Linked DNA regions of Homo sapiens: region 2 is linked to region 1. The links are chromatin loops, found by intact Hi-C in ENCODE. Cell type or tissue: ascending aorta. All regions are shown on one strand.

What was found. A loop is a pair of places that touch in the nucleus more often than their neighbours do. Peaks named below come from ENCODE experiments on the same cell type or tissue, not always from the same donor. Only the 100,000 strongest peaks of a DNase experiment are listed, where the experiment ranks them.
Region 2: it touches region 1 in a loop (2.6-fold over the local background); 1 of 110 quality-filtered maps calls a loop at or near these places.

The regions. Positions count from the first base shown.
Region 1 is chr6:140,075,361-140,083,360 of GRCh38, forward strand. All of the region lies in intron 1 of LINC02941 (long intergenic non-protein coding RNA 2941), which reads left to right. The region is part of intron 2 of LOC107986652 (a long non-coding RNA gene); the gene reads right to left. Among named protein-coding and RNA genes, the nearest start is that of LINC02941, 100 kb to the left of the region's middle. In ascending aorta, no CTCF peak of the experiment used is centred here; a DNase peak (open chromatin) is centred at 4,131; H3K4me3 peaks cover 764 bases; H3K27ac peaks cover 3,010 bases.
Region 2 is chr6:140,976,399-140,984,398 of GRCh38, forward strand. No RefSeq gene overlaps it. Among named protein-coding and RNA genes, the nearest start is that of MIR4465, 300 kb to the left of the region's middle. RefSeq lists a silencer at 3,354-3,648. In ascending aorta, no CTCF peak of the experiment used is centred here; a DNase peak (open chromatin) is centred at 3,593; H3K4me3 peaks cover 969 bases; H3K27ac peaks cover 5,776 bases.

The DNA of each region.
Region 1 (8,000 bases):
TTAAGGGCAATGTGAAGAGAATTGCCTTGTTTTGGAGGCAGTGGGAGCCACTGAAATTTTTGCAATGAACCTATTGTCTGAGACACTGAAATGTTTTTTGAATGAATGAATGCATAAGAGATGATTTAGAGAGAGAGAGATACCTGGATTGGTTGGTTAAAGAAGAAGACGGCTATTAGCTTATTTCCTAAAAGGGAATCATTAATTAGATATGAAGGTGGAAAAGGACATAGAAAAGAAGGAATGATGGCAGACAAAGTGGCACCTAATTGAACTCAGTAGATATATTTTACATTAAAGTAGTGCTTCCCAAGCTTTAACATATGTAAGAATTATCAACAGAACTTGCAAACAGACTGATTCCTTGGCCCCTACCCCCAGAGATTCTGATTTAGAGGTCTGAGGCAAGCCCCAAGCATTTGTATTTTACTAAGCCAGCTCCCAAGATGATGCCGATGCTGCTGGTCTGAGGACCACACCTGTAATAACGTTGTATTTGGGCTTGGAAAGCTAGAATATTTTGTTTTCGATTTTGGTTCTTCCACTTACTGCCTGTGATATCTTAAGCAAATCTATTACCTTTTCCAAGTAATAGATTAATACTTAAAACACCATAATGTATCATTTGCTCAGGGATCTTGTTAAATTGCAGATTCTGATTCAGTTGGTCTGGGATGGAGGCTGAGCTTCTGTATTTCTGAAAGTCTCGCAGGTGACAGCCATGCTACTGGTTCATGAACTGGACTACTATTAGCAAGTACCTAGGCATTATTTCCCCATACTTCACATATTTATTACAATTAAATAAAAATATATAGATAGAAACAGTTTGAAAATTGTGGAGCAAAATGTAAATGTAAGGTGATAGTAGTGAATTGATGAAGACAGGAAATGGAAAAAGATGACTGAATTTTAAGCTGACTAGGGGAATTTTGGCACATACATAGAAATAAAGAAGTCAGGAAGGACATCTGGTTTAACAGAATGTGGATTTTGGGGGGAAAGTAGCAGGCAGTTGAAAACGTAAGACAGGAATAAGCTTGAGAAATAATTTAATCTTGAAATAAGAATTTTGGAGTTGTACACATATGATTGAAAGATATTTCTGTATATATGGGTATATAGAAAAAAAGAGAATAAGTAGAGAATCTGGGAAGAGATACCAGTTGGAAGATGTGAGAAGGAAGAGGTACTATTGGAAGATAGAGCATAGTTTAGCACCTTGTCATAGAGACATTACTTGTCTAACCCCAGGCTGTATCAACAGATTGTATATCCTCCTGATTGAGGATAACAGTCTATTGCATTTCCTAGGCATTCCCCCACTTAGAAATTATTGAAGCATCCCATTTGTGTATGATTTTTGTGGGCAGCGATTCCAAGAATGGTGGAAGATACGTTTCTAAGACTTACGAGTTCCTTGGACCAGGTCATAAGCATTTAGAAAATAGAGTAATTGAGGGAGATCATGAATTGTATAGAAGTGAGGGATTCTGCAATTGAATATCCTTGCCTCATCAATCAATTCAGATACTTGGACATCTATGAAGCTCAAGACAAAATGTAGTTCAATACCTTACTAGGAGGAGCATTTTCACAGAGATAAATTATCCACTAGGGAGAATAATAAGTAGAATTACATGCCTATTAATAGTTGCATAATTTTAAAAGAAAAGAGCATGATTTGTTTAAGACACTAGTGTGTTTGACTCTGTCATGGTGATGTTTTGGTCATTTTCTTAAGGATGCTTCCAAATAATGGCCTCAGATACTGAAAAAGGTTAATAAGAATTCTGGCTGGATGTGGTGGCTCACACATGTAATCCCAACACTTTGGGAGGCTGAGGTAGGAGGCTCTCTTGAGGCCAGAAATTCAAGACACACCAGGGCAACAGAGTGAGACCCCATCTCTACGAAAAAATAAAAACAAAAACAAAACAACAACAATAACAAAAACAATAAAATCAACTGGGTGTGGTCCTGCATGCCTGTAGTCCCAGCTGCTGAGGTGGGAGGACAGATTGAGCCTAGGAGCACGAGGCTGCAGAGAGCTGTGATTGTACTACTGCACTCCAGCCTGGGTGACAAAGCAAGACACTGTCTGAAAAAAGAAAAAAAAAATGTTTTCTTTTTTTCTTTCCCATAATTCACTGGCTCGTTTGCTTTTTGGGTACTTTTAATTTTCCCTCTAAATTTCAAAGTACTAGGTGTTAAAATCTGGACATTTGAAAGTTTGATTTGCAATCATCTAAACTCCTAAAAAACAGAGGTCTCTTTCTAACATTGATTTACTCTCAGAGGGTCACTCATAAACATATTCATTACAGGCACACTCCACGAATATTCAATAATACATCAATCACTAAGCTGTTTATGTTAAGAGACACAATTGAAATTGAACAATATAACTCAATAAAATTACTGGTCTTTTTATTTATTCATCCAAATCCTAGTTGCTCAGTCATTGTAAACAGATCCATTGGAAACAATTCACTTTTCTATTGTTTCAGGATTGATCTTCTCAAACACATGATTATTCTTAATTCAGACAAAATATTTCATTTCTTTAAGTACACCAGAAGGAATTAGAGCCAGCTGAATGCAATAAGAGAAGAGGAAGGAAGACGCTCAGTAAAAGGAAATCAAACCTGTTTACAAGTCTGGATCTAAACACTTGTGAGATTTGTGGTTTTGGAAACTACGTTCATATGTTAGAGGAGAAAATGATGAATACTGGATAAACATGGGTTTAAATGGCCTAGGCCAGATTCTTATTCCTCTTTGCACCCTAAGTATCTCTTTTAAACAAAGAGTTTCACTTAATTTCAAAAAGACCACATGCAGACAAAAGATCAATGAACAGCAGAGTGACAGAGAAATTCAATTTTTCCGAGAATGTTGATATATCTACCATCCAGAAGACAATTTAAAATATGGAAGCACTCATAAAAACAATTAATGTATGTAGTCATCATGAGATACACCAAATTATCATCTCATACTAGTGGTAAATCTTGGTTTCCTAAATCTGTTTTTTGTTTCCCGTTCTTCCACTTTGAATATATGATACTGCAAATATGCTAAACAGGGCCCTTGGGCAAATTAGAAACAGAGGTTGGCAAAAATATTAGGAATTTTTTTGTTTCAATTTAAAATGTGTTTTTTTAGAACGTAAAAAACTTAATATAAGTGTATTCTGGAATCATAAGGATGAACATCAACTAAACGAGTCCTGTCCTGGAACTCTAGTGCCCTTTGGCATATGTATTTATTTATCTACATTTTAAACTTAATAATTTTTTAAAAGTATGAGGACAGCTGGGTTGAAGCTATTCAATATGCAGTCATTTTGGATCAATGTGACTTCAAGTGATGGGTTACCAGAAAAGATGCTGGACTGTAAGAGTTTTTGAATTTGTGGGCTTAGGAATTTTGATGACTAAAAAAATAAAAAAAAAAGGCTAAAGGGAATTGGCATTTAAATTCCATGTGGCTGAGCTTTTTAGTTGCATTCAGACACTTCTATTTTTATTTCTTCAAGCTGGGCCTGTTTCCAAGAAGGAAGCTGTGGAATTATTGCTCTTACTCCCACATTTAGTGCAATCCCTTACAATACTAAGGATAGGTCAGATTTTTGCCCGTCCCCTGCATTAAACCTACAAGTAGATCAGATTTCAGGATAAGCAACAAGCAAAAAAGGACAAAAAAATTTCAAGTGAAACATTTGAACCAGCTTGACTTGAATTAGGGTCGAATCAACTGCATAATCTAATGTTCATAGAGTGCTTTGTCTTTAGAACCTGGCTGGTTTTACCCTATAACATTTAAGTTATTCTTCCATTTATTCTTTTTCTTCTTCTCTTCTTCCTTTTATTTTTATTACCCCACTGTGTTCCTATACATTTAAAAGGTTAGCTGTTTTTGTTTTATGCAATGGAAAAACTGTTGTTGAAGTTTTAGCCTTGAAAAGCACTGACTGTACCTAAAAACGGAAAGAAAGCACTCCTTTGCCTTGCCTCCCATTGGTTGTTTGGAAACAGCTGTTTGACGCCAAGTTTGTACTTCACTCTTATCAGCTCATTTGGTGAGATCAGAATGTGCCTGAATAACTCTGAAGGTTAAAATATGTTGACTGAATTTTCTGCTGCCACCATTCAGCAGCAGCTAGGCTATGCCTCTCATGATCATGACACGTAGTGGAAATTTTCCTGGCTTCTATACATCATCATCTCTGCCTGGTGAGTGTCATACTGAGGATGAGCACAGCAGGACGGCCTGCCAATGGGCCTGACAGAGCTGGCCTACGAACATATGGAATTGTGCTTCCAATGGAAAGCACACTATTTGCATTGACTTGTCATCATTCAGGGACCAAATTTTTTATTTTTGCCTTTTTATCAACCATTGGTGTCTTGTTTAGGGCATCTATAACTTTTTTTTTTTCAGAGAAAATTGGGCATTACGATTTTCTTACTCAATCTCATAATCATTTTAAGCATTCCAAAAATTATACTCCACTGGTCCTGACTGCTACTTAAATTGTATGCGTTCTTTCCAGTCCTTATTTACAATTTAACTCCAAATGCTTCATAGTACAAACAGAAGAGCCTTTGATTTTGATTTTTTTAATCATTCAATCTTACAGAATTGAATCATGCCATATTGTTATTTTTGCTCAGCAATTAGAAAATACTCACTGTCCAACAGTCCAAGAACTTTTAAGTATTACAAAATCCTTTTCCGTAATCTCATGTTAACAATACAGCCTTAGTTTAGAAGCATTTTCTAAAAGATGTTAAGCATTAACCTTGTAATTTGTGGTGTGCTTATATTTATCGCCAAATAATTTGCAGCATTTTGTCAGTTATTTATCTAGTTATTTATATGTTTATCTGATGCCTATGCTGAAATATTCAAGGGCTTTTACAAGTGTGCTGTGTTAGCAGAAAATACTGTTCAAGGGAGAAAAAAATATTCTTTTTCACTTGACTACTTCAATACAGCAACTACAGTAGTTACTGTATGACTTATTGAACAACCATTAGAAGGAAAGAGATGAAATAGATCAGCCAATCCCCTAAGTCATAGATACTGAATATCTACTTCGTGTGGGTTTATGTCTAAGATATCATGGGAGCTCCACAAAATATATAACTGTTACCCAAATGGCAAAATAGTGAACTTGGGATCAACATAAATTTTAAAAGGCTTGTACCTAATTTTTATTCTTTTTTGTTCCTCAAGTTCTTTTAAACTTAGAGCTTCCCTGGGCCTCAACCAGTGCCAGCTGGGCAAAAATTCAATAACCTATGTGGAGATCATTATTGACCAAACATGTTATCAGATTTAGATGGTTTGATATGCAATTATTCTGAAGACCAATTAAATATCACACACTGTGGTCATTAATAGACAAAATTGTATTCTTATATGAATGATACATCTTAGTTTCCCATATCTGTTTTCTCCTTCCAGTATATATTTTTTGAATAAATATTAAAAACCTGCCACATGGACAAACCATGCCAGTGTTTCCTTTTCATCATATACAGTTATTTGAAGAGGTTGGCATTAATCTGTGAATTCTCCATCTAGCTCATCAGGAAATAGCTGCAAAGAAGGAATTATCAAATAGTTACCTTGGTCCCTGTGGGAAGAGCGGGGCTCCTTATGGGGAAGATGGGAGAGACAAATTTAGGAAGAAGAACTGAGAATTGTTTTTTCTTCCTAATTCTTGCCTAAATTCAGATAACTTATTATGGATGCTATTTTCATCTTCTGAAATATCTAACCACCTTTTCAAAGACTAGGTTTAATTGGGGAGGATTTTCCCTTCTACAAGGCTTGCTTCAATTCTAGACTCATTAAGATGTTGAAATATCTATTCTGGTGGTTCTTTCCTTAATGGTATCAGGTTGAATTCTGTCTAAAGTTTTACAGGTTCAGATGTTGAATCTTGTTAAGATGCAGATGTGTTCCAGGATCTCCACCTAGAACAGCCATTCAAAAACCCCAGAGTAGAGCTAAACTTTGTGTGCTTGTGAAGTATGATGCACACACAAAACTACAGTGTAGTTGAGAAATGATTGTGAAGATAAAACCATGCCTCGTGTACAAAACCCCACACATATAAAAATAATCATCTTCAACTTTATGTAATTGTTCATAAAATAGATTATTTAATATTAGTTTTTTTAAACACAGTATGAAAGTAAAATTTTAAAAGTGTAATTATTTGAAGTGCACAAGAGTGCTTTACATTAAAAAATTGCAACTATATGCCCCTAAGCAAATCAATTAACTTCTCTGGTTGTGGTTTCCTCTTCTGCAAAACCAGAGGATTGGACCAGCTATTTCTCAGGTTTCTCTCAGGTCCAGTATTTAATAATTCTGTGACTCATTTTATGAAATTCATCACACCTTAATTTATGAACTTCTAATTACATATTTGTAAGTAGGCTTTTCTTAAAATGGTTTCATACCATTTGTTATATTAATACTTGCTTAACAGTTAAAGAGAAATTAAAGATAGAAGAGAATGAACAAGAGACAGGAATAAGAAATAGTTCCTAAAGCCCAAAGTACTAAAAGGCATTACAGGCAATACAATTTTGTGGGTATTTTGAAGAAAAGGAAAGTCACTGTAAACTTTAGTTTCTATTTTGTGCCATATGTGTTATGGCTGCTAGTTACTTAATCTCACAACTACTCTAAAATAGATATTAATGTCCAGTGTATATTGCTAAGTAAACTATGGCTCAGAAAAATCCAAATCCATTGAATTAGGAAGTAACACAGTTGAGGTCTTTGGGTTTGAGTGATTCTTTACATGCTCTTACCAGATCATGATGCAGTCTTTGTTTATCAGGATAAAATAGCAAAAGAGAACTGCACATAGAAGGATTAAGTAGCACATGAAATGTCTATGCTCCTAAAGAGTTCCAAAATAATGTCTTTTATCAACATTTGAATTTTTATTAAAAAATTCTTACCCAGAATAAATTGAAATAAAGTATAAAAGACCACATATGGTGCTAACAAAGACTTATGTCTGCTGATGCTATGCTATTCAGTGATATAACAATGCTAATCATAGCAATAAAATATTTACTAAATAAATATGGATTGAAGCTTTGAGCAAAGGCCATCGTTGTTTTTCTCATAACACAGAACTACTTTCACGAGAATGATATGTGCATAAAATTTGCCCTCTACAAGAGATTACCTAAAGAATTATTGTTATTTTGTAGAAGGTTTGTATTGCACTTCAAATCCAATAATGAATATTGAGGGCTTTCTGTTCAGATCTATGAAATAAAGGATAATTTATGCTTATTCATGTAATAACTAAGAAGCTATCAAATATTTATTATTGGATTGAAGCAATGGAAATGGTGAGAAGAAGGGAGAATGAATCTATTTTTAAAAGAAGAAAAATGCAATTAAGTCTTTTTGGGGTATAAGAATTTGCAGAACTATTATAAATAGAAGGGCCCATCTCAGCTTGATTACTTCAAAACAGCTTCCTGCAACCTCCCACCAAGTAGATGAGCAATTAGTATAATCACAGCAATAAGTCAAAGACACTTGCTGTTCAAACTTGTGTTGCAACTTTTCCTTTTGGCATTGCTCCTAGCCTATTCCAGTTCCACACACAGACACAAATGCACATATTTAATAAAATTTTATTTGGTAAAAGGCAAATGCCTAGGCTTGACTTCTTTTTTTGTATCAAGGTTAAGTAAAGGGCACTGAACAAGTGAAGCTGTGCTGAAAACAACAGTGGCCAAGGCAGAGATATTCTTATACCTCAACCCGTTGTGCAGATGGAAGTCTGGCCAAAAAACCATAAAGCATCAAGTCTGACTGTGAGTCAATCTGTCAGCACAAGTACAAGGTGACTCAGGAAAAGACTGCATTTTGTTTTCTGGGAAATATTCAGGGGTTCTAGTAATTTATGAGTGTTGGATATTGTTTTCAGGAAAGGATAAAAACGACTT
Region 2 (8,000 bases), 900 kb after region 1:
CACTATCTGTTAAACTGTTTTGCTAGTTTTGTATTCATAATTTCCTCATGACATCCCTTCTCTGATATCTTATCACTAGCTCTGACTTTACAAGATGATTCCTCCTTGATTTATCTCTATCTGATTTTATTTTGTATTTGTTGGAAAGTTCCCCAAGATATAGACAGTCATTTACAATATTTATATAAATATTTTGTTTGTTCCTTATGACACAATTTCATCTATGCAATGAATATTCTTGAGCACTATCCCTCATTCTGGTGTTCCAAATAATGGTAGGTGCTTGTGATACAAAAATTGAAAATATGCTCCAGGATTGTTCTCCAAAAGAAAGTGAAAACATGTGATGAGTGTTATTTTAGGGGTTTTAGCAAGAAATGCATGTGCAACAAAGAAGGAACACTCTACTGTGTCTTTCAGCATAAAATTTAGTAAGGTATTTACAGACAATGCCAGAAAAATAGAGGAATAATATTTCATGAGATGAGGATATTACGAACAAAAATGCAGATGTGTGAGAGATAAAATTTTGGCATTTATTCCACATTTATAATAGGTGAAGCTCTGGTCATGGAAGACATTGTCCAGACTGAGGTTAGCGTAGAAAGAACAGTGAAGCCTGAGGCAGTGATCTCTGAAATAGAAAGAGAATCATGATAGTCAGATACAAGAGAATTTTCTGAGAGATGACAGGAAAACAGAACCCAATGGATCAGTGAGGTGAAGAAGTAAAGGGCTAAAGTACGTTTATTGAACCTGACAATTCTGAGGTTATTTATGTGATCATCAGGATGATTTTTAGTGGAGCAGAGGGAGCATAAGCCAGATTACTGGGATTAGGAAGTAAAAAAAGTAGAGGCAGAGATCTTTCAAGAGGCTTAGATTTGATAGAGTAAAGAAATTGGGAGAGTGCTATAGGGGAATAAAAAATCAAGAGAGAGAAATTGTTGATATTAGCCATACTTGAACATGTTTCTGGATGGAAGAAAATTTGCCGGAAAGGTGAGTGTTTGAATATTACAACTGCTGCTGCTACTAGTAATATTATAAGAATTACAAGAGAATCCGCAATTCCATTTGAGAGGACATTAAGCAAAGACATGAGAGGGTGGAGCATTTTCTTAAATCAAGTAAACTAGCATTTGCTAACATATTGCATATGTGCATGTTTATAGGAAACTTCTGGAACAATGTCTAAACCCAAACAATGACGAATAGTAGAACATCCAGACATCATAATTGGCAAAAGAGGAAGTGTCTTGGCAAGCAAACCCTACTTGCAATGTCAATTATTATTTATTCCAACAATTTCAGACACTGAAATTTTGTTTCAGAAATCAGGGCCCTCCTAATCCTGCATTGCTTTAGCCACCTAACTTCCAGTGAATAACTTTCTTTTGTAATCAAGCCAATTTATTTATTTCAACTATTTCCTTCTGCATCCCTACATTATTATTTTTTATTCTTCATCCTTATATCTTTATCTTTGCTTCTCATATTCTTCCTTCACTCTTTCTTGAAATCCCTCTCTTCTTTTGCCAGCAAGTTCTGCAGTATTTCTAAATAAATTCAACTCTATTGTAGTAAGTGATTAGAAATGTGTTACATGTAGTCACCCTTCCTAATTGTCTTGTTTTCAATTTGTGGATGGAAGAGTATTTGTCCTTTGAGCAGCGAGAGAATCTTAAGCCTCTTTTTTTTGCAGGACTTGAAAAAGTACATAGCTGAAAGCTAGAGATATACTCCTCATTTAATAAGCTGCTTTTTAATTGAAAACACAATACTGATATTATATAAATGGTCATCACCTATTTTGCCTGCTATTAAAGTGAAGTATTTCTTGTTTTCTCCTTATTATATAGCTCACTCCCAGATTTTCATCATCTTCACTCGAATGATATCTTTTCAGTGTCATTTCCCTTGACCACTTTATATGTAATCACAACATCTACACACATATTGCTACGCTCCTATCCCCTCCAAATTTTCTTCCTAAAGTATAAAATCATTTATTTATTTATTTTTTATATTCTATATCCTGAATTATACTCTCAATTACATGAATGCCAAGATTTTAATTGGTTTTATTTAGTGATGTATCTTCAAACACCCAGAATGAAGCCTAACATGTAAAAGAAATTCAATAAATATAAACATACCCAGAAATTTATAATTAATCTTATTACCAACTTTTCCTTCTTCCTTTGCATCTCTACATTCTCTTTTTCTTATTTTTGTCCTCTAAATTCAATATTTTCACAAGTGGCCTGCATTAGTCCATTCTCATGCTGCTACTAAAGACATACCCAAGACTGGATAATTTATAAAGGAAAGAGGTTTCATTGACTCACAATTCAGCATGGTGGGGAGGCCTCAGGAAACTTAGAGTCATGACAGAAGGGGAAGAAAACAGGTCCTTCCTCACATGGCAGCTGCAAGACGTGCCAAGCAAAAGAGGGGAAAGCCCTTTATAAAACCATCAGATCTCATGAGAACTCACTCATTGTCATGACAACAGCATGAGGGTAACCGCCTCCATGATTAAATTACCTCCCACTGGGTCCCTCCCATGACACATGGGGATTATGGGAGCTACAATTCAAGATGAGACTTGGGTAGGGAAGCAGCTAAACCATGTGATGACCAAACTACCACCTCAGTTTAGTATATTTATATAAAATGCTATTGTTCTTAAGTATCTCACCAATGCCCGAAAAGATATTTGTGAAGCCCTATTAATTCAAACAAGTAGTATAAGAGAAGTTTAAACTAGAAATAAACTGGAAACACACTTTTTGGAAACTCTTCTCTTAATGAGCCTTGAAGTAAGTTAGGAAACAGCCTTAATTCCTTAGAGCCACTCTGGTTCCATTTAATGTATTACAAGTTCAGTGGTTAAATAGTACCTTAGTGGAGGGAAGCTGAAACAACTTTTTTATCCTAATGGCAAGGGCTAATTTAATTTTTCTTTCTTTAAAGCTGAGAACAAAGTAGGTCAGAGTGATGAATTAAAGCCAAACATAGTACCTTGGCTTGGCATAAAGGGAAAGTTCTGGTCCAGAATTATACAGAATCTGTACTTGTAGTGCTAAATTTGTGACTATGTAGAGTTAGTGACAAGACTTGTGGGAAAGGAGAAATAAAAAGAAATAAGCAATGAGTCCCTTAGAAAATCTAATCAGAAAAAAAATATGATTTTTCTAGAGTTTATAAATTAGGAATTCTTCGATGCCTAAAAGTCACACATTCTTCATTCACTGAGCATGCTACAAGTTATCATGAGCTCATGCCCTGTCTAGAGCTTGCACAGATATGCACCAAGCTTGTCATAATGGAGAAGTATCTTTGACTTGCATTAACCTCAACGGATCTTGATTCATTGTCCAAGCAAACTGATAGTGTAGCATTCTGAATTGATGTCTAAAATAGATGCTGGCACACTACCGTGACTAGCTCTGTCTTTTGTTTGACTGGTTTCAGACAGATTCCAATAGGTTGTCAAGGAATAGACACGGCGAGCCTTGAGACCTGGTTCTGCCAAGGAACAGGAAACCAGAACTCATGGGAGGCTGACCTTGAATTCCCCCACTTGAGCAATAAACACTCAGGAATGTGTTGAGATTGTTTTGTACCAGTGATTTCACTTGGTGAGCAGGCAGGCACATAGCCAGTTGCAGAAAAATCCAGCATAATGAAAAAGAACCAGGAGAGTATGAAAACTCTCTAAGCTTGGTAAATATTATTTCTCAGATCTGGTGGAAACTTATTCTAAGAAGGCATTATCTGGAGCTGTGTACCTCCTTGAGGGCTTTGGGAATTTGGTAGGCTCCCATGATTGGGAGTATGCCACAATGTTTCTTCTTGTAGCTGTCTCGGTTGACGGAGGTTTCTATATCTTCTGTCACTAAATAAAATTTAAACAAATTATTTCACCCTGCGAGTTGACATCTCTGCATCAGTCAGTTCCTACCTTATTGTAACAGGCCCTTGTACTCAAGATCACACAGCAAATTAAAGGTGAAGTCAAATATATAGGTGCAATTTAGTTTTATTAAACTCCAAACTACTTGTCTGCACTACATTCCTTCCTATTCCTGTCATCTTCTCTGAATCCCAAAACAAACAAATCATTAAAAACAAAACTAAGTTAAACTAAAATTTAAATAATTGTAACTTAAAAAGGAAGCACACAAGCTATTTAATATTTTTTAGACTTATCTTTTGACGCATAAACACCAGCCAAGGCTAAATAAATGGAAGACCTATTAAAACTTAGCCTGTTTCTGCTCATGGGAGGATTGAAGCATGAGCATCCATAGATCTCTTGAGCTCCTACTGCAGCTCCCTCTGTCCTCTCATCTTTGTAACTGCTTTTAGCAGTGAAATGTCACGAAATCCCTTCTTCGACAATGATGCAATTAAATTTAATTGATAAAAGTAAGATAAATAAAAAAGCCACACTGTTTGGAAATTTAACACCTCATTTTATAACATCTATTAAGATATAATTCTTGCAGCATAAAACTTGGCCTTTAAAATGTATTAAAAACTAAATTTTAAATAATGAATATATCTCAAAGAGATCACAAGCATAAGTAAAGCATATTTTAAACTGAATGATAATAAAATTGCAACATTTAAAAACTGGGGCAATACTGATGAAATATTTAGAGAAAAATTTATAATCTTAAAGACTTTTAGTAGAGAGAAAGAAATGTTTACTATCAGCTATCAAGTTTTCACCTTAAGAAGCTAGAGGAAAAAAAGCAAATTAAACTCACATAAGCATAAAAGTACAAATAATGAATCTAAGAGCAGAAATCAATGACATAGGTCAGAAAAACAATAGTCTAAGTGAACAAAGCTAAAAGTTATTTTAATGAAAAGATTAATAAAATAGAAAAGTGCCTTGATACACTGATTTGGAAAAAAGAGAGACAGAATACAAATTAACAATATCATAAATAAAAGATTTACTACAAAACATATTATAGGTATTAATAAACACAAGATTTTTTTTAACATGTCAACAAATCATGTCAACAAAATCAACAATTATGATGTTGTATGAACTCCCCAAAAAACACAACTTACTGGAACTGACACAAGAAGAAATTTTTGAAGAAAACTATATAACTGTATATCTGTTAAAGAAATGACTTTACTATAAGTCATTATAAAATGTCCCACAAAAAATTCTAAGCCCTGGTGGTTTTCCTGGTAAATTCTATCAAACATTAGGAAAACTAATATCAATCATACACAAACACTTCCAGAAAGCAGATGATAGAATAAACTTCAAAATTTATTTTATGTGGTCTGCATCATTCTGATACAAAACAAAAAAGAAGCATTACAATAAAGGTACAGAACAATAATTATTATGGATACAAATGCAGAAACTTTTCATAACATATCAGCAAATTGAATTCATCAATATATAAAAAGAAGATAAAATAAAGTAAGAGGATCAGGTAGTATAATTCATTGCATGACTGGAATGACGGAGAACAAAAACATACAATCTTTTTAATAGGTGCAGAAAATTCACTTGGCAAAGTTCAACATTTCCTAATGAAAAGTACAAATAAAAGAGTACTCCCTGAATTCGATAAAGGGCATCTATAAAAAACAAAACAAAACAAAACAAAACAAAAAACTAATGCTAACATCTTACTTAATGGTAAAGTATGGTATGGTTTCCTTCAAAGATTGGGAGGAAGGCAAGTATAGTCACTCAACTTTTATTCAACAGGGTACTGGAAGTTCTAGCCCACGCTATAGGGCAAGGGGAAGAAATTAAGAGACTGAAAAGACAAAAACAAACTGTCTTTTTCACAGCTGATATATCATATGTGATACCTAGAAACTCATAAGGAATCTTCATAAAACTACTAGAACTAATAAATAAATTACTCAGAATTATTGGATACCAGGTAATGTCCTCATCCCTACATGTAAGAATTGACTCTTCCCTTGGGGTGCCATAACTCTCATCATGGTCTCTGTGACATTCCATACCCTTTTTTCCCATATGTCTTTCCTCTTCTATGAACTCTTTGAAGGGAGCATCTATGTTTTATTAGGCTTTGCTTTTCTTGGACTTGGCATAATTTCTCCCTCAGGGAGACACTTAATAAATGTTTATTTTAAGAACAAATAGGTAAGTTAATCTGCCACTTAACTGTGCCTGATGCCTTTGCAAGTAATTTTTACAATTACACTTTGAGTAGAGTTAAAAACAAAAAATGTCAACAAATGTAGTATAAACATCTGATTGTCATTATTAATAATTCATGAATTAGGCATCTTCCCACCTAAATAAAATGTGGTCTGTTGGGCATGTCAGAAAAGTTGGTTTTTGAAGGTAGGTTGAGGAGGAACAAGGAAACAGAATAATACCAAAAAAATGGATTAGTTAACATTAGCTTGCTTCAGTGACTTTCCTCGCAAGGGATAAAGCAGAGGGGACTTCCTTTTCATGTTGGTTCAGGTTGAGTAGGCCCTTTCTGATTGGTTGTTGGGAATCACCTGATTTTAGGAAAAAAAAAAAAAAAAAGGTCTTTTTGGGGATTTTCCTGCTTTCTTTCTTTCTTTCTTTTTTTAATACTTTAAGTCCTGGGATACATGTGCAGAACATGCATGTTTGTTACGTAGGTATACATGTGCCATGGTAAAGTTATAGTTTGATTGCATGGCACTTAGCTTAAGAAACTTGATTTTGATTTGGTCTACTGATGCCTAGCATAGTAGCTCAGTTCACAACAATGACTTCTTATAATTTTATTGAACAGTTTGTGTTATTACCTCAATTTTTTGAAGAAGATCTTGAAGCTAAAAATGGATTTTCAACTAAAAGTTCATCAATTAGCTTGGAATTAACAAAATGAAAGCTTCCTGATTTAAGGGTATTTCTCTTTCTGCTATAAGTTGTTGCCTAAATCAATAGATTGCTCTGTTGTCTTTTATATTATAAGCTGCTGCCTAAATCAATAGATTGCCTTGTTGTACTTTTGAAATTAGTTTACATCTGTTTTTAATTATGAAATAAATTTTCTCTGAAAAAAAAAGGAGGAAACCTTAGTAATGAATAGGCAGCTTCTCCATCAGCAGACCCAGCTTTGTTTCTTGCTAGGCTCGCTATTCCTTATAGGTCATCATGTCCACAAATAACCTGATAAGTTTTTCTATTCTCCACATACCTGGGAACATACCTTGAGATTTCACTACAAATATTTGTTTTAAATTGTCCACTAACCTCCTTAAAGCTCATTATTTTTAATACAATTCTAATACAAGCTTTAAACTCCGTAATATTTTTGCCAATTTTCTTATTTTATTACTGATATAGGAAGAGATCCCTTTTATACCTTATTTGAGTATTTGTTTTATTTAAAGGCAACAGAATGTGAACCTGCAACCTCTTCCTCATTCTCTTCTACTCTGTGGATTCCCCTGCTTTTCGCAAGAAGTAGTTTGATAAATCATGCCATGGAACTATATTAGATATTCTCTCCACATAATTATTTAGTTACTCTGTTCTGCCTTTAGACTATCTTAGAACACATTTATGAATAATTCCTAATTAGTTATTTTTATAGACGTATTAGATATTTTCATTGGGCAGAAATATTGTAGGAAACTAAATACAGTTCAACCAGATTGTCTCTTTTAAATCATGTATTTGTATGGCATCATCACCAATCCACATACACACACTTAAATAATTTTCAGATAATTTAGACCTTTTGCCTTCAGCATTACAGCTCCCCATAGATTACTGTCTAATTTCACAGATAGTTAAGCCCCAACATTGAATCCTGTGCACCTTTGGCTAAACAGAAATCGGTGGGTATCTAATAATTAGAAACTAAAGGGCTTCAACCCCAGCATTGATTCGTTTTCTTATTATTTCTCTGAGCCTGTGAAAGCATTTGATTTTTGTTTCTGGGTTGCATTTGATTTTTGTTTCTGGGTTACATTTGCTTATAGAAAATGGA